Regions from separate parts of the Mus musculus genome. Here region 2 is linked to region 1. The links are chromatin loops, found by intact Hi-C in ENCODE. Cell type or tissue: left cerebral cortex. All regions are shown on one strand.

What was found. A loop is a pair of places that touch in the nucleus more often than their neighbours do. Peaks named below come from ENCODE experiments on the same cell type or tissue, not always from the same donor. Only the 100,000 strongest peaks of a DNase experiment are listed, where the experiment ranks them.
Region 2: a loop joins it to region 1, with 4 times the contacts of the local background. A loop is called at or near these places in 6 of 42 quality-filtered maps.

What each region holds. Positions count from the first base shown.
Region 1 is chr2:25,861,257-25,869,256 of GRCm38, forward strand. It overlaps a transcript of Kcnt1 not described here. Among named protein-coding and RNA genes, the nearest start is that of Kcnt1, 13 kb to the right of the region's middle. In left cerebral cortex, CTCF peaks have their summits at 3,175 (motif pointing right) and 4,464; DNase peaks (open chromatin) are centred at 1,122, 1,793, 2,226, 2,691 and 5 more places; H3K4me3 peaks cover 1,540 bases; H3K27ac peaks cover 3,635 bases.
Region 2 is chr2:25,909,149-25,917,148 of GRCm38, forward strand. Kcnt1 (potassium channel, subfamily T, member 1) reads left to right here. Exons shown (of 31, transcript NM_001302351.1): 24 at 57-158; 25 at 446-529; 26 at 666-788; 27 at 1,118-1,138; 28 at 1,878-2,208; 29 at 3,507-3,569; 30 at 6,631-6,718; 31 at 6,849-8,000. The coding sequence ends at 6,969. Among named protein-coding and RNA genes, the nearest start is that of Kcnt1, 35 kb to the left of the region's middle. In left cerebral cortex, CTCF peaks have their summits at 4,295 (motif pointing left) and 5,139; DNase peaks (open chromatin) are centred at 4,273 and 5,265.

The DNA of each region.
Region 1 (8,000 bases):
GATGCTGCCATGCTTCTGCCTTGATGATAATGGACTGAACCTCTGAACTGTAAGCCAGCCCCCATTAAATGTTGTCCTTTATAAGAGTTGCCTTGGTCATGGTGTCTCTTTACAGCAATAGAAATTCTAAGACAAACTCTATACCTTACCTTAAGGGCAGGCTGAGGGCCTAGGATATGAGCAACTAATTTGAGCCACAAGACATTGAATTCTTATAGAAACAGGCAGTTCACTGACGTAGCCACCTCAAAGGAGACAGATGATAGAGATTAACTCTGGGTCCTATCTGTCTCCTAGGCTCTCCCGGGGTCACCCAGGGAAAGAATGAGAAACGGAATAAGAAGTGGACCCCTGAATCCTGGAAGGTGGGCTAGAGCCATGTTCTCTCTCCAGTTGTCCCACCTTTACAGAATCCTCTAGTTGCCCTGCCATGCTTGCCCCAAAGTTCTTCCCAACATGGCTGAGTCCTCCCCACTATCTCCCAAAGCCTGGGACATGCAGTGAACAGAAATATTGACATATTTCAACCACAGCCCTCCTACCATGGGCACTCTCCCAAGAGGCTCTAGGGGCCCTGGTCTGCTTAATAGTCAATTCGAGTTTGTAGGGTGTGGAGGGGCTAGGCACCACTAAGGAACATGAAGGGGGAGCTGGTGGCAGGAGGTCCAGGGGATGCCCACTCACAGCGCCTGCTCACTCTTGTGCACTCTTGTGCAGCAGCACTCTAAGGTTGCAAGAACAGCCTGCCTGTCACTGCTCCCAAACCACAGCTGGGTGGGGGCAGGACCAGGTCTGACTTCAGGTGCATCTCCTTTCCCTGAGGCCCCCTGAAGTAAGCAGAGACTCTCCCCTGACCCCTGACCCCTGACCCCTTGGATCTTGAGGCCAAGAGGGAAAAATTCAGAAGTGCCCAAAAGGTCAGGGCAGCAGAGAGTGCAGCTCCTAGGCACCTGGTGCTGCCTTCCTGGGAGGCTTGCCAAAAGAAATAAAGCCCTGAGCCCTGGCCATGTGCTTCCCCACCTGCCAGCACCTCCCCAGGCCCAGCCAGCTTGTGACTAAGAAATAACAATCAACTCCGCCGATGCTATTAGGAAAATGTTATTTTTCAAGTGCTGCCAGATCCCAGAGGTTGGAGCTGTGATCTGAGAAACATGTGAGTGTTGCCACTGGCAGCCATGGCCTGAGACAGCCACTGAGCATCCCCAGCCTCCAGAGGAAGGGAGTGCCTACACTTGTCAGTGTGCTGGTAGTCTGAGGGTGGGAGGACCAGGGTGGACAATACACCCACTCTTCCCAACTTGAGAATGAGAGTCCAAACTCTGCCTGAGGTAAATGTCCCCTTCATCTTCTACCCCTGTGGCCTACTTTGAACAAACATAGAGCAAACCCCTTCCCCTCAGGCCTTATTTGGAGAAGCTTAAGCAGGTCCAGTGGACTGGTGCTGCGTACTTAAGTGTGAACACTGGCTGCCTTCTTGGGCTCTTTGCTCTTGGCTGAGCCACACTGGGGCACTGCTAAGTCAGGTAGGAGGGAACTGGGCATTCTACCGACTGAATTCTACTGTGGGGTGCTGGAAGGCTAGATTGACAACAGGCTGGGCTGAGGGCCAGGAGCTCTGCCATGCCAGGGTACAAGAAGCATAGGACCCTGGTTAGGTCAGGAGCCCAGTGGACCACAGTCCCCCACTTGTGCCAATGCCCACAGTCCTGTCAGTTCGTGGGTGCAGTTGAGTCTAAGCCTGTTCTCACTTGGTGTGTTTAAGCTGCTTACTGAGTCCTATGCTGTAGGCAGAAGTTTCTACAGATAGCTGCGGTTTGGAGGCTGAAGATAAATGTCCCCAGCTTACTGCCTCAGGAGGCTGGGAACTGGAGCCTGGGGCCCTCTGCCAGCCAGTCTCCAGCTGCTGTGTCTGTTTAGTACAGCTGAATATGGATATGGAGGAAGAGAAAGACCAGAAAAGGCAAAGGGTGGACATACTGCTGGCCGCTGGGGACAAGACCTTCCTGGTGTACATAAGGCTGCCCCAGCATGCTCCACATGTCCCAGTTCATATCAGTGACTCCCACGATTGGGGTAGGAGTCCTTGGAAGTCCAGAGTCGTGAATCTCATCTTTTCTGATTTGTTGGCCCTAGAGGGCCTCCTCTTAAACTGCCTCTTGCCAGTCAGCAGTGAGAGGCTGAGAGGAGGCCTTGGGGGGTGGAGATGCTGGCTCCAGAACCTGAAGAAAAGCTGAGCAACTGGCCTTGGAGCCGACTGTGGGGGCGGGGAGGCTTGCCTGGCTTGAGTCCAGGGAAGAGGAGGGCTCCTATGCCAGCCAACTCAAGGAAGACCAGGGACCTTCAAGTAAACAATGTTCTGGAGTTAGCCATGACCACTCCCATCCGCCCCCCACCCCCGACACACACACACACACACACACACACACACACACACACACACACACACATCTCCTGGGAAAAGAAAAACCTTAAGCCCGCCCGGAGGACCCGGGAGGCGCCCCGCCCCCGCCGAGCTCCGCCCTCAGCCCCTCCCCCTGCAGGTGCTTGTCCCGCCCCCGCGGGGGGTCGCGGAGGCCGGGAAGGGCTCGCAGGGGTCTGCGCGCGACCGGCGAGGGCGCGGGCGGTGAGGGGGCGCTGCCTTGTGCCTGCAGGCGACCCTGCTCAGGGAAAGTCGGCCGCGGGGACGTGCTCCTGGACACCGCCGCCTCACAATGAACGACCTGGACACGGAGGTGCTGCCCTTGCCGCCAAGGTACCGATTCCGTGACCTGCTTTTAGGAGACCAGCCATTCCCGAACGACGATAGGTAAGTGGCGGAGCTGTCCGCGGTGCTGAGTCCCGCACGAGCGCACGCGCACCCTTCACGCCCCCCACCCCCACCCCAACCCCCGCTCTGTCCCAGCAGCCGCCACAACGTTCTTCAACTTTCTCGGTTTCCCTGGATAGAAAGTTTTGGGTGGGCTGGGATCCGGCGCCTCTTCCTGCGGGGACCTGGAGCAGGACGCGGGGGTGCTAGCAGGCTCTGATGCACGGGGGTTGAGGGTGGAGTAGGGGGCTAGCTCTGTCTCCCCGTGCACGTACGTCCGTTCTCATCCCCAACCCCAGCGCTCCACTGATTTGAGGATCAGTCAGATCTGCACGCACGATGGTCGCAGAGCCCCGCAGCCAGCCAAGTAGTCACCAGGGGTCAGTGTCCTTCAGACTCCAGTTTCAGCATGGTCATATTTTCAGAGTGAAGGCGGTATGGCGGTATGACGTTCCCTCACCGCAAATTCTCCTCTGTGCTTTAAGCAGGGGTCAACCGAATGATACTATGGAAATAGCTCCTAAGTGAAGGGGCTTGGCAGGAAGCTGGAAAGAAATGTCTCTTTCTGCCTTTTCCCCAAATAACTCTCTTGGTAAACACTAGTGTTCTTGCTGCCAGCCTCAGGGGAGGTGCTTTCCTTTCAGCAAGGGAAGATGGTGAAGGACACTGGCAGACTTGGAAAGGCTGGCTTATGATCAGAAACTTCTACTTCTGTTCATCACCTTCCCAGGGCTATGTCTCCCCCAACCTTGGACTTGGATGCACTTTCCCCCAAACAACGTAGTTCCTTGAGTTAGGACAGAAAGTACATGAGCCTGCAAATTGTCAGGACACACACTGAGCACTTGAAACAACCAACTGGGAAATCACTACTGAGAACGAATCATGTTTGTGAATAGGTCAGTGTGTTCAGAGCTGGAGTGCATGCAGAGTGAGCTTGATCATTGCTTTGCCTACTGGACCAATGATATTCTAACAGACGTCCCTGGGTGTTCAGAACCATTCATCCTACAGAGCAGGGCAGAGACGTGTGTGCACGGGTGTGTGTTCCAAGTCTTCACTGGTTAGAACCAGGGAGGTTGGATCCTGTGCAGGCATGTCTGTTCTCATGTCTTTTGCTATGTAGCCCAGACTTGCTTTGATTCAGCATCCTCCTGCCTCAGCTCCTTGAGTGCTGGGATTTGCAGCCGTGTGTCGCTGCATCTGGTTTTAGAGATGCATTTTGATGTCATGTTTTCTTGTCTTTTGAACCAAGTGCTACAGTAACACACATACCTGCCTGAGGAAGACCCTGGCTTTGGTCTAGTTAGCAGTGTCTGCTCAGACAGAGAGAAAGATAGGTTGTCTTGGCTCTGCCATCTGCAGGTGGGGACTTCACATGGCAGGGCTTGGGCTTCTGTGAGTCCCATTTCCTGTGCCTGACATCTTAAGTCAGCACCCCCTCCCTCCTGGTGCCTGCTCCACTGGGATTCGGTGAGTTCCGGGAATTAGCAGCTGCGGAGAGTTCTCCCATCCCAGTGCTTGGTAAGAAACGGCATCTGTCTTCCCAAAGTGCCTGGGGCCTGACTGGACAGATGCCAGTGACTAGCTGATGTAGCTGAAAGACTGCCTCCCTTCCTTTCCAGGCATGGATAGTGAAGATTCCTGTTGTCAGCCATAGGGTGGCAGCCACAGTCTGCCTGGTAACAGCTGTCTTCTGCCCTGGGGTGAGAAACTGCTGTTAGGGCAGTGGCACTTTGTGCAATGTTTTTAATTGTGATACATAATGAAACATGAATTTTAAAACAGTAAGATTAAACAAAGCCAGGGTTGGCACAACCCTCGACTCTCAGAAGACAGAACACAACCATCCTGAATATTTCTCTCCCTTCCCTTCCCTTCCCTTCCCTTCCCTTCCCTTCCCTTCCCTTCCCTTCCCTTCCCTTCCAAGTCACTCCCTTATCTCTAAAGCTATCTTAGTATCAGCCTAGTGGGTGAGTCTAGCCTCTCATGACTTTCAGGCTTTGGTCCCTCTGAGCCCCTAGGTTCTCATCACAGGCAGGTAATACAGAAAACTGTGGGCTGAGGTCTGCTCCAGAGCATCTGAGCCCTGTGTGTACACAGACCCAGCACAGACTTCAAGCTGAATACGGAGAGGGCAGAGGAGGTCCCTCCTGCTGCCTGGAACCTGCCCGATGGTCCTGCTGTCACTCCCACCAAAGCTTTGTCCATTCCCTCCCCCTCCTCCATACCTGTCTCCTCTTCCTTCTGCATCATCACTGGTTCTCAAAGTGGACGATGGCACTGGGAACCCTTCTTCACTACTATGATGTTGGCCTAAGCAACTGTGCCATGTGTCTAGGAGGGCTTAGTCAGGGACAGAGGGAGGGGAGGCTCTATCTGCCCTGCTTTCTCCCAGGAGTTCTCTGGAGTAGCCAGCTGGGTCCCAGGCTGCAGGCAATGGGCTTCTGCACCAGGGAGATGTAGCATAGATGTACCCTCACAGCCTGGGGTAGTGGTCTCAGCGGGGGGCTGGGGGGGGGCTGGGCTAACTGTGTCCCAGCACAGGACAGGCTCAGGTTAGATGTTTAGCACCTCCCTCTTTGCCCACTGGTCTTGCCCCACAACTAGCTCTGCTGGGCAAAAGTGGGGGGATATACACCCCGACTCTTGGAAGACTGTAAGCAGGCAGGAAGGGCCGTGTGGGTTTCCTGTTCTCCATAGGAATAAAGCTACTTACTGCTGGTGAGTCACTGCAGCTTCCGAGGCCTTGACAGGGAGGTGCTCAGCCACCCACATGTGCAAATGAGGCTGCACCGCCAGCCTGGGCACTCTTAAGGACACTGAGCACTGCACACAGCCCATGAGGGGCAGAGTTGAGATCTCACCCACACTGGGGCCCATGTTACTGCGGATAAACTCCCACCATCTGTGCTAAGTTCTGAGACCTTCAAGGGGTGGGGAACAGTCAGAGAGAGCTCAGTGGCTCCTGTTGCATTCAAGGTTCTAGACCAAGGCCTTGCCCCTTATGATACCTTACTGTCCCAGCTACGGGAGTCCTGGGCATCTTAAAGAGGTTGGGTATACTCTCCACCCAGAACTACCCCCTCCAAGTTCCCTGATCTGGGGGTGGGAGTATAGACTCACATTCTCCCTGTAAATGTATGAAGACCCCTGAGAGGATGTTATGAGAGGCCTCAGGCTGTGGTGTTGAAGGAGTGTCTGAATCTCAGAGTCTTGTCCTGGTCTGTAAGAGAGACTAAGGCTTCAGTACCACCACTGGCCCTTTGTCTGCAGGATGAACAGGGCACTGCCAGGCTGCTCAGAAGAGCCAGCCATGGGAAGACAGGACCTAGTAGGTCACCACTGGCTGGGCTCTAGGCAGGTGAAAGCAGGTTTGTCCCTGGATTAGTCTGCTCAGTTCAAACCTGAAGGGAAGTCTTCAGGGGTCCAAGGTGCTGCTGCAGACGGCAGGCCAGTGCAGGCCCCATCTGTGCTGTCCCTGGCTCTCAGACAGTGGAGCTCAGCTCACTTCTCTGAGGCAAAAGCATTGAGTACGTTCTGATAGAATCATAAAAAATGGGAAGCAGAAAGTGCCCTGTGGCCAGGGCAGTGGGGTGCCCCCCATTAAGGACAGCCATGGGGAGTAGAGAGCCTGTGGAACCTCCTATCCCTTCCTGTCAGGAACTGAAAGTGCACCAAGTTACCCTTTGGGGACTAAGCTGAACCCTTCTCATGAGATGCAGGCCCTCTACCCAAGTCTCCAACACCGAGATTAAGGAAAGGTGCCTCGAGGGACAGCCCTGCACTCAGAACTACTCACTGAGATTGTTAATGACCATAGAGCTGGGCTGGGCAGTGCTGCTGATGGGGAGGGGCTGAGCTGGGAGTGGAGAACTCCGCTGGATAGCTGGATGCCCACTAAGTGCCCTCCTCATCACTCTTGAACGAGCTTGCCCTCGGGACCAGAGCCTGGCTCCACATCCTAACCACTCCCACAGCTTCCGATGCCCCGTCCTTACCTCTACCCTTGTAGTCTGCCTCTTCTGCTGCATATAACCATTTGGATCCAGAACCCTCACCTCTGCCTCTGCTGGGCAGCCCTGCTTGCACCACACCCCGCCCCACCCCGCCCCACTCTCTGTACATCCCTTCCAGGACAAGTAGCCTCCTATTTGCACCTTGAGCCAGCAGTAGGTGACCAGAGGGCACTGGGACCAGAGTTTGTGCATGAAGCCCTCGAGGGTAGCTCTAAGGTGGGAAGTATTAGGGACACATCTAGTTCTCCTTTGGAGGTTCCTTGGGCCTTGACCAGGAGCCCTTATGGATCCCAAGTTAACACACACAAGCATCCAGTAATGCTTGTTCAGAAATGGAAAAGGAGCTTTGACGATGGAGGGTGTGGCCTGGCTTGAGCCAGGGTGGTAGTGGGTGGGATATGTAGGTCATGCCTGGTCAAGAGTCCAAGGTGACAAAAGGGGTTCAAGAAGGAAGCAGGGTACTACTGGTGATGAGGGATGAGGCAATCAAGGAAAGGCCAGAGCACAGGATCAGAGATGGAGCTAGGAACCCCAGAAAGCACAGTAGCATCTCCAGCACACTCAAGACTGGAGCTACCCAGCTGACTGGGGCTTCATACCTGCCAAGAGCAGACTTCAAGTGAACTGATGGGGCAGGAGATGGGAACTGCCATGGCAGAGGACAGAGCAGGAGATGATGATAGGCCTGTGAGGCCCTGGAGCAAGCTGAGCACTCCTGCCCACTGACTGGCACTGGGTTCTGTCCTGTGTTTTCTGCCCAAGGCTTCTGAACCCAGGAAAACATCAGACGGTGCTGCCTCCCACAGGGACTTCATTTCAAACACCATCTAGGTGCTTCCCTGGCTCTGCAGAGGCTCGACTGATGAACGGGACAGGCTGTGGACTGCTGCCTGACTTAACCTGCACCCTTCTCTGGGCTGGGGCGCTCAGCTAGGGGTCACCAAAGTCAGAAGGGCCAGCTCCCTGGACTCCAGGAGCTCACTTAGATGTCAGTGTGCTCTCTCTCCATCTCCCTGTGCCCCGTGGATATACTCTTGTGCCTCCTAGATGGTTGAATCAAGGCCTGGTTTCAGCAGGAAAAATGAGGACAGGGTCTGAAAGATTCTGGAATGTTCAGGTACTCTCAGGTGTCCTAAGCAAGATATAGGTTGAGACTTTTCAGATCATTGTCCAGG
Region 2 (8,000 bases), 48 kb after region 1:
ACACTCTGATGGCCACCCACAATCCTTTGTGCCATCTGAGGACCCCTTCCTTGCAGCAAGAACGGGAGAACGGCTCCAACCTGGCCTTCATGTTCCGCCTGCCATTTGCTGCTGGTCGAGTATTTAGTATCAGCATGTTGGATACACTGCTCTACCAGGTCAGCTGGAATGTGGAGAAAGGTGGGCAGGGTCCCATAATCCCTAGGCCAGAGTCCACAGCCCATCTATGGCTGACATCTGGTCCTGCTGCTGTGAACAGGCCTCCCCAGGTCCCCCTGACTTTCTCCTGCTGGAGCAGCAGGTCTCATTGCCCTCAGGGATACCCTAGTACCACTCTGGGGGGTTGGGATCCTGGTCCTTTTTGGACCTCATGTGCTGGGGCGGCAGGCAGGTTCTGAGTGTGGAGGCTGGAGTGTCTGCCTCACATGGCCCTGCTGCCCCACAGTCCTTCGTGAAGGACTACATGATCACCATCACCAGGCTGCTCTTGGGCCTTGATACTACACCAGGCTCCGGCTACCTCTGTGCAGTAAGTGAGGGGGGTGGGGGTGGGGGGCGGGTGTGTGGTGCCATACGGCACAGCCACCCTCCGTGGCTCACTGTAGCTCTGGGGCTCTGGGTGCTGTTGTAACTCCTCTCAGCTCAGAGATTCCCACTCGTTGCAGATGAAGGTAACCGAGGACGACCTGTGGATCCGCACTTACGGCCGCCTCTTCCAGAAACTCTGCTCCTCCAGCGCCGAGATCCCCATCGGCATCTACAGGACCGAGTGCCATGTCTTCTCGGAGGTACATTCCCAGTGCCGTAGAGCTTCCTTACAGCCCAGTGCTGAGGAGCTGGGCGTTTGCCATGGGCTCCTTCCAGGTGGGTTCAGCAGCTAAAGCGTGTTCCTCCGGTGAGGACAGCTGCCACTCTGGGAAGAATGGTGACCTTGGCAAGCATCCCAGAGCTCCCGGGGGACTGGGCATGGTGTTAGGGGAGGTCTACCTGACGTGGGCAGCACGCCTCCCACCCTCCTGCCCCCTGCATGTTCTATATGGACTTGGAGAGGCCAGGGTGCACTGGGGAAGAGGCAGACACACCCACAGGTCCCAACAGCCCTTGGCTTCCTTTACAGCCCCATGACGTCAGAGCCCAGGTGAGTACCCCGGGCCCCTGTGGAGCTCCTGCTTCGTGGGGCTCTTCCATACCTTGAGCAGGCCCCTGGGCAGCAGGCGGGAAATGAAAATGTGTTGGTCACTGGGCAGTTCAGGGTTGGGGGCGTTTAGCAGTTACTATCCTCCCACACAGTGTGGAACTAAGGCAGAAGCAGATCCAAGATTTCAGCCCATGGTCTGTACCCCGCACCCCAGCCCAGCTCCATGTTCATTAACAGGTGGCAGGTGCCTATATGGTCTGACCTGGCCCTCACGCCCTCTTTATCCTCCCCAGTGCCTCTCACACCCACTTAGGCAGGCACAGCCTGTTTGCTCTCTGTTTGCTGACTCCCAGGGATGTGTTTGGCAGTGACACCTGCCCCATCTGTGTATGGGTATACTGTGGTATAGACAAGGGCCCCTAGGATAAGGTCAGGATATGCTGGGCTAGAGGGACCAGGCCGGCCCTAGACGTGATGGCCCAGAGAGGCTAAATCCTGGTCCAGAATGGAGCCAGCCTGTCTCCATTTCCCACCCTCAGCCCCAGGGAAATGGGGACAGGCTGGCTCCATTCTGGACCAGGAGGCCAGGCAGACTGGGGTACAGATGGGAAAATAGAGCCCCACAGTTCTTCTGACCTGGAGAAGGCTGGAGTTCACACTGTGGGTCCAGGGCCCATCTCCTCTCCTGGCACACCTCATGCCACAGGGGGGCCCAGACATAGCCCTCCTGCCTGCCCAGTCTCAGATCTCGGTGAACATGGAGGACTGCGAGGATACTCGGGAGGCCAAGGGACCCTGGGGCACACGAGCTGCATCTGGCAGTGGCAGCACCCATGGCCGTCACGGGGGCAGTGCTGACCCAGTGGAGCACCCACTACTACGTCGCAAGAGCCTGCAGTGGGCCCGCAAGCTGAGTCGCAAGAGCACCAAGCAGGCAGGGAAGGCACCTGTGGCCACAGACTGGATCACCCAGCAGCGGCTCAGCCTGTACCGACGCTCAGAGCGCCAGGAGCTCTCAGAGCTGGTCAAGAACCGAATGAAGCACCTGGGACTGCCCACCACTGGCTATGGTAAGGGCTGGCAACAAGGCAGGGCCGGTAACAAGGCAGGGCCGGTAGGACCATAGCAGATCAGCTGATGGGCATCTCATATCTGCCTGACCCTTACAGCTGGGATGGCCCAGGTCTACCATGGCCTCCCTGGGCTTACTCAGCAAAGGGCAGAGGGCTGTCTGCAACCATGTCATATGGAGAAGGTTCAGAGTGACCCACAAACTGACTCATTTCTACCACTCTGGAGCCTCAGTTTCACACACACACCCCCCATAATGTAAGGGAAAGAGTAGAGAGCCAAGCCAGCTCCCCCAAAGCTCATCACCTTCAAGTGGGGTACAAGTTCAGTCTTCCCATCCCATGAGAGACATGAGAGGCAGGGAGTTGGCAGGGCCACAGCACATCCCTGCCCTGGTCATCAGAGACAAGAACAGCCTGCACACTTCTCAGTCCATCCCATGTCCCTCCCAAGGCAGTCGCCATAGCTCTGTTGCTCCAGAGTCAGCCTTAGGAGAACATCTGTGCAAACAGATTTTTGTAACTCCTTTCTCTCTGTGCCATTTTGGGGGTAACACCAGTGTGACTTTGATCAGGACTTCCTCTAGAGATGTTACCTCTTGATGAGGTCAGAGGGGCCCAGGATCTCTATTCTGACCTATGCCTCTCCCCACTCTTTCAGCATCTCAGTACTCAGCCGTTGCCAAGGCCCAACCTACATGCTAACGTCCATTGTCACCCTAGAGACTCCTCCTCTAAGTAGAAGGAGCTGCCCGGGCGTCACTGGGACTGGGCGTCATAGGGCATAGGCAGTACATATTGGGCATGCTGGGTATGTTCACAAGACAGTGGTAGACCTGGAGAAAGGCCTGGCTGGGGAAGACTGAGACCAAAGTTTTAAGGCCACCAGAGCCCTCCCCAGCCATGCATACAGTGTAGAGAATGTCCCGATAATGCCCTAGATCTAGTGGCCTCCTCAGTACTCCTGCCTGGGTGGGGATTCCGGCATTCACAAGCCTTTGCAAGTACGAGCAGATGCAAAGTGGAGCCCTATGACGACCTGCCCTGTGTGCCCTTTAGCCTCTGCAACCCAGCCCCTGCCAAAGCTTGCCAGATAAAGCCTAGATCCTCTTTGGCAACTGACTTGCTTCTGACGCCACTAGTGCTGGCCACCATTCTCCCAGCGTGGACGGTGTCTGCGTGCAGCTGGCCACTGTCCCCCACCCATTCTTCTGTGCCAGCGTGCCCACCCTGCCAATGCTTGCTGACCTGTCTCTCTCTCTCTGTTTCTGTCTGTGCCTCTCCTATGTGTTCCATAGAGGACGTAGCAAATTTAACAGCCAGTGATGTGATGAATCGGGTAAACCTGGGATATTTGCAAGGTAATTCTGCTCCAGTGAATACTGGCCACCACACAGGGGATATGTCAACCCTTTGCCACCTTGGCTGGGCCAGGCAGAGACCAGAAAAGAGGGCTTTGTGTGTCCACAGTGGGTTCTCAGACCTTCTGCCTCCCTCCTTGGTTTGGGCCTCCTAGCTGAGGGCCATGGGAGCCCAGATGATGGAACCCACCCTGGTCCCAAAATACTTGACCCAGTTCTGTTAGGATGTGCCATGCCACCTAGCTTTGGACTGACTAGGCAGCAGGCTATCCCAACAACAGCTGGTCTCTCTGGCTAGTCCCAAGAGATGCCCAAATTCCCTGTGTGTCTCAGTAGGCAGGCATGAGGATGGAACTTAGCGTTGGCTTTCTGTGCTAAAGCATAGAAAGACCTGGATTACTCAATCCAGGTAGACGTGGGGGCTCCAAGAGAAGTCTCTTTCTGCTTGAGACAGAGATCTACTTACTTCTCATCTGTGTGCTTCACCTCCTCTAAGGAGCTCTCCCTCCCTGAGGCCCAGAGCAGAGGCTAAGCCACTGCCTTTCAGTGTCTCCCCTCAAAATAGGTTGTCAAGGAGCTTTTGGGTTATCTGAGCTCAGTTAAGCTGGGTCCTTATTTGCAAGGATGGCTGTGGGAAGCCACAGAAGTGAAGTGTTGGCATCTCTGGGCTTGTGGTTTTTCTCATCCTGCCACCCATAACAGCAATCACGGAAGCTGGGCCCTCTGCTGGGCACTTGGGGTTTTGATCTAGGGCTGGTGACTTCCATGAACCAAGCGTATCCTGCACCCAGTTACATCTGCTTCCTGTGTGGCTGCTAGGCAAAGGTGGGCAGGCAAGGGCTTGGGCAGCTCCTACAGGGTCACAAGATGCTCTTGGGTGTGCAGTGAGTGTCACCTATGTGCTCACTGGAGAAAATGTGCTGGGACTCAGCAACAGGAACTCACAGTACTCTACGGGCATCATGGAGTGGCATCAGGATGTCTGGCCAGAATGTCACACTGTGCTCAGAAAAGGGCAACACCAGGCAGGGGTTGGGCCCAGAGGCATAGCCACTGGAGTTACTCTGGCTCTGGGATGAGCAAGCTGAGAATCCAGTTATTACCCTCTAGCTACATGGGAAATGGATGTAGAGGGCCAGGGCCTGAATCTCGGGGTTACTGGGCTGGGGGAAGGGGAAGGAGGAGAGGGGACACAGCTGTTGCAGAGGCATGATCTGTTGGGAGTTTCCATTCTAGAAGTGCATTCAAGCCAGGTCTTGTCCCCACCTACCCCTACACCTGCTGTCCACCTTTCCCAAGCATGGGGGCTGCCGAGGCCATCTTAGCTTGCCTTCCCCATCCCAGCAGTTGGGAGTCAGTGCCACAAGACTGACCACAGCCCCTCCTTGCACTACAGCTGGAATTTGGCATGGCCCCCTCAACTCAACACTGAGCCAGGCCTAGTCCCATCCTGGGCTTTGCTAGTCTCAGACATTTCAAGATCTGACCTCGGTTGGAGGAGAATCATGACCCAGGGCCTAGCCCTGACAGGGGAAGATTCATCAACAGCTTCTCACAGCCAGGCTTCTAGCCCCACCTTTAGGATGACTGTATGGTGGTCATGACAGAAATGAATCAGTACTGTGGTCTGAAATGTTGTGCTCACACCCGAATACTCTTGCTTCTGCACAAACCCTGCTGTCCCTGCATTACCCACGCCACTGCATGAGGGCCTTGGTCCCAGAATCACACCTCTCCCATTTGGCTCCCAGCATGAGTCATACCATGGGTATCTTGACTGTAGGATTTGAGGGGGGAGGAGCAAAAACTGATGCTCATGCGACAGAACAGCCTTCCTATATGGAGGGCAAGCCACCAGGCCTTCCTACCCTGCAGAAGTAGATGGAGGTGTTGACTCCATTTCAACTACCCCAGGTACAGACTGTTTGAGGTGCCCCCCCCCATTTCTCAGAAGCATTTTGTGCCACATTCCTTCATCCTGGAGCTACAGTTCTGAGAGCGAGGCATGCCCCTCCCTGGCTCAGTTGGCTACCTGGCAGATTCTTTAGTTTCACAGAAGGGTCAGTCTCTTTCTTAGGGTTATGTCCAGCATGACCAAAGGATAGAGAGAAATGGAAGGAGCCAGGTAGAAGATGCCCTGTCTCAGGTCACCTTCATTTTGTATGCTCGTTGAGTCCAGAGATACTTCTAAATATGAAGTAGGTAAATTGAGGTCAGCAAGCTAAGGGCCATTGCCAGGACTGTATGAGGCCATGGTGACCTGCTGGCCAAGCACAGGCACCAATGAGATAACAGGCTGCTTCTCTGGACGGGCCACGTTCCCATGAGTCAGTCCATGGTCACCCTGGGGCTAGGAGCTTGTGGCAGCAGAGCCACAAGCAGGAGGGAATGACCCTGTTCTCTGATCAATGAGTCCGAAGTATAGGGAGTAGAGGTGGCCTTCCCAGCCCCCAGGAATGGGGGTCCTGCAGAGCACTTCAACTGAGGTTGCAGCTTATGTACGTATGTAGGTGTGAGGTAGATGGAGTGTGTATGGGGGGGGGGTGTGCATGTGGGTATGTGTCATGTGCAGGTGACCAGTAGTGTTTATGGGTACACAAATGTATATGTACAGGTGCAAGTATATAGGATATGCACAGGTCCTTGCAGGTGTGTTTAAGTGTGCACAGTTATATATTCAGGTGAAGGCATGCATGGATATGCACAGGTGTACTCAGGTGTGGTGCAGGTATGTGTACATCTGAGCATATGCACCTGCCCATACAGATCTATAAGAAGCAGGCATGTACAGGTGTGCTCGGTAACTCTGTCCTGGCCCCACACACTGGTGAGACATCATCTAAGGTTGGCTCGCAGCTGAGCAACCTGCGCAGGCAAGTGGGAGCCAGTGCTCTGCTCTTCCTATGGCTGAGCCCTGCCAAGTGCAGGCAGGAGCTGTGGACAGGTGTCAGAATCCATCTGTGGCCAGAAAGGAGGGACAACTCGCTCCCCTGGCTCCTTGGGGCCCCGCAGAGCCGTACTGGGTGGGGCTGTGGTGACACTTAGGCTATGTCCTTTTCAGATGAGATGAACGATCATCACCAGAACACCCTTTCCTATGTACTCATCAACCCCCCGCCAGACACAAGACTGGAACCCAACGACATTGTGTGAGTACCAAGTGCTGGCCATCCCAGCATCAGGCATGGGGGAGGGGGGGGCGGGAATCACCTGGCACGGACCTGGTGTGGCTGCCTACCTGGCTTGCCATTCCAGGACCAGCCTTGGTGTCTTCTGCAGGTACCTCATCCGTTCCGACCCCCTGGCCCATGTGGCCAGCAGCTCCCAGAGTCGGAAAAGCAGCTGCAGCAACAAGCTCTCATCCTGTAATCCTGAGACCAGGGATGAGACCCAGCTCTGAGCCCCATGCTGGGGCGAACAGGACGACACAGGAGAAGAGAGGAGACACTGTCACAGGCTGGCCTGGCCCAAGCAGGCTGCATTATGACTTTATACAGTGGCTCCAAGACTTGCCCCCAGAAAGGAAATCCTCTCAGTGGGGCCAGTCGTGAGACCACTGGACCACTCTGGAAAGTGGCATGAAGCATTTTTTTAACCTTTTTTACAAATCTGAATGATTTGCATCTCTTTACATAGCTGTACCACAACTCGTGACTGGGGTCTGGCTAAAGAGTGAGGCAAGCAGACAGGACAGGGACTGGACCCTATCCTGGATCCCTCCGTCTTGCATGGCTTCACTCAGCAATTTCTGAAGGGGTGCTGGGGTGCATGGGAGAAGTAATGACCTGGAACTGGAGAGTTCCATAGGGGACTGGGGAGTCCTCCTGCATGGAAGCCAGCTGTGTTCTCTAGCCATTCAACATGCTGTTCTGATCAGTTTCTGCATGGTTCTGGGAGTACACCAGGGCCTATGGGGTGCCTCTCCCCAGAACCAGGCAAGGGGCCAACCAGTAAAGGTGCCATGCCCTTTAAGAGGAGAAAAACAGAGGGGCTTAGAAACCTGGTCGGGAGAGCCCCAACCTGAGTCTGAGCTCTGCAGCCCCTGCATGGGGGAGGGGGACCACAGTGGCTCCTCCAGAAGTCCTGAGCTGTGGATGGAAGTCAAAATGTTCTTTCTAGCTCTCACACTTGAGCTTTCCTAGCCATGGCCTTTGGGGACATCGAACTGGCAGATGATGTGTCTCCACAGACCATTTCACACTCAAACTCTTGTCTCTAAACTCCTGATCTGAGAAGCACAATTAGCTCTGGGCCCTGGTCATGCCTCAGGTCTCCAGGGATTGCTTCAGGCAGCTGACTTCATTCTTGTTTATGGTTTGTATGATCAGAACTGGAACCTTCTATTAAAATGGATACATCCTGCAGGCATGCATGGAACAAGGCAGCCCACCATAGCTCTGGAATGGTGGTGGTGGTGGTGGGGAGACAGCT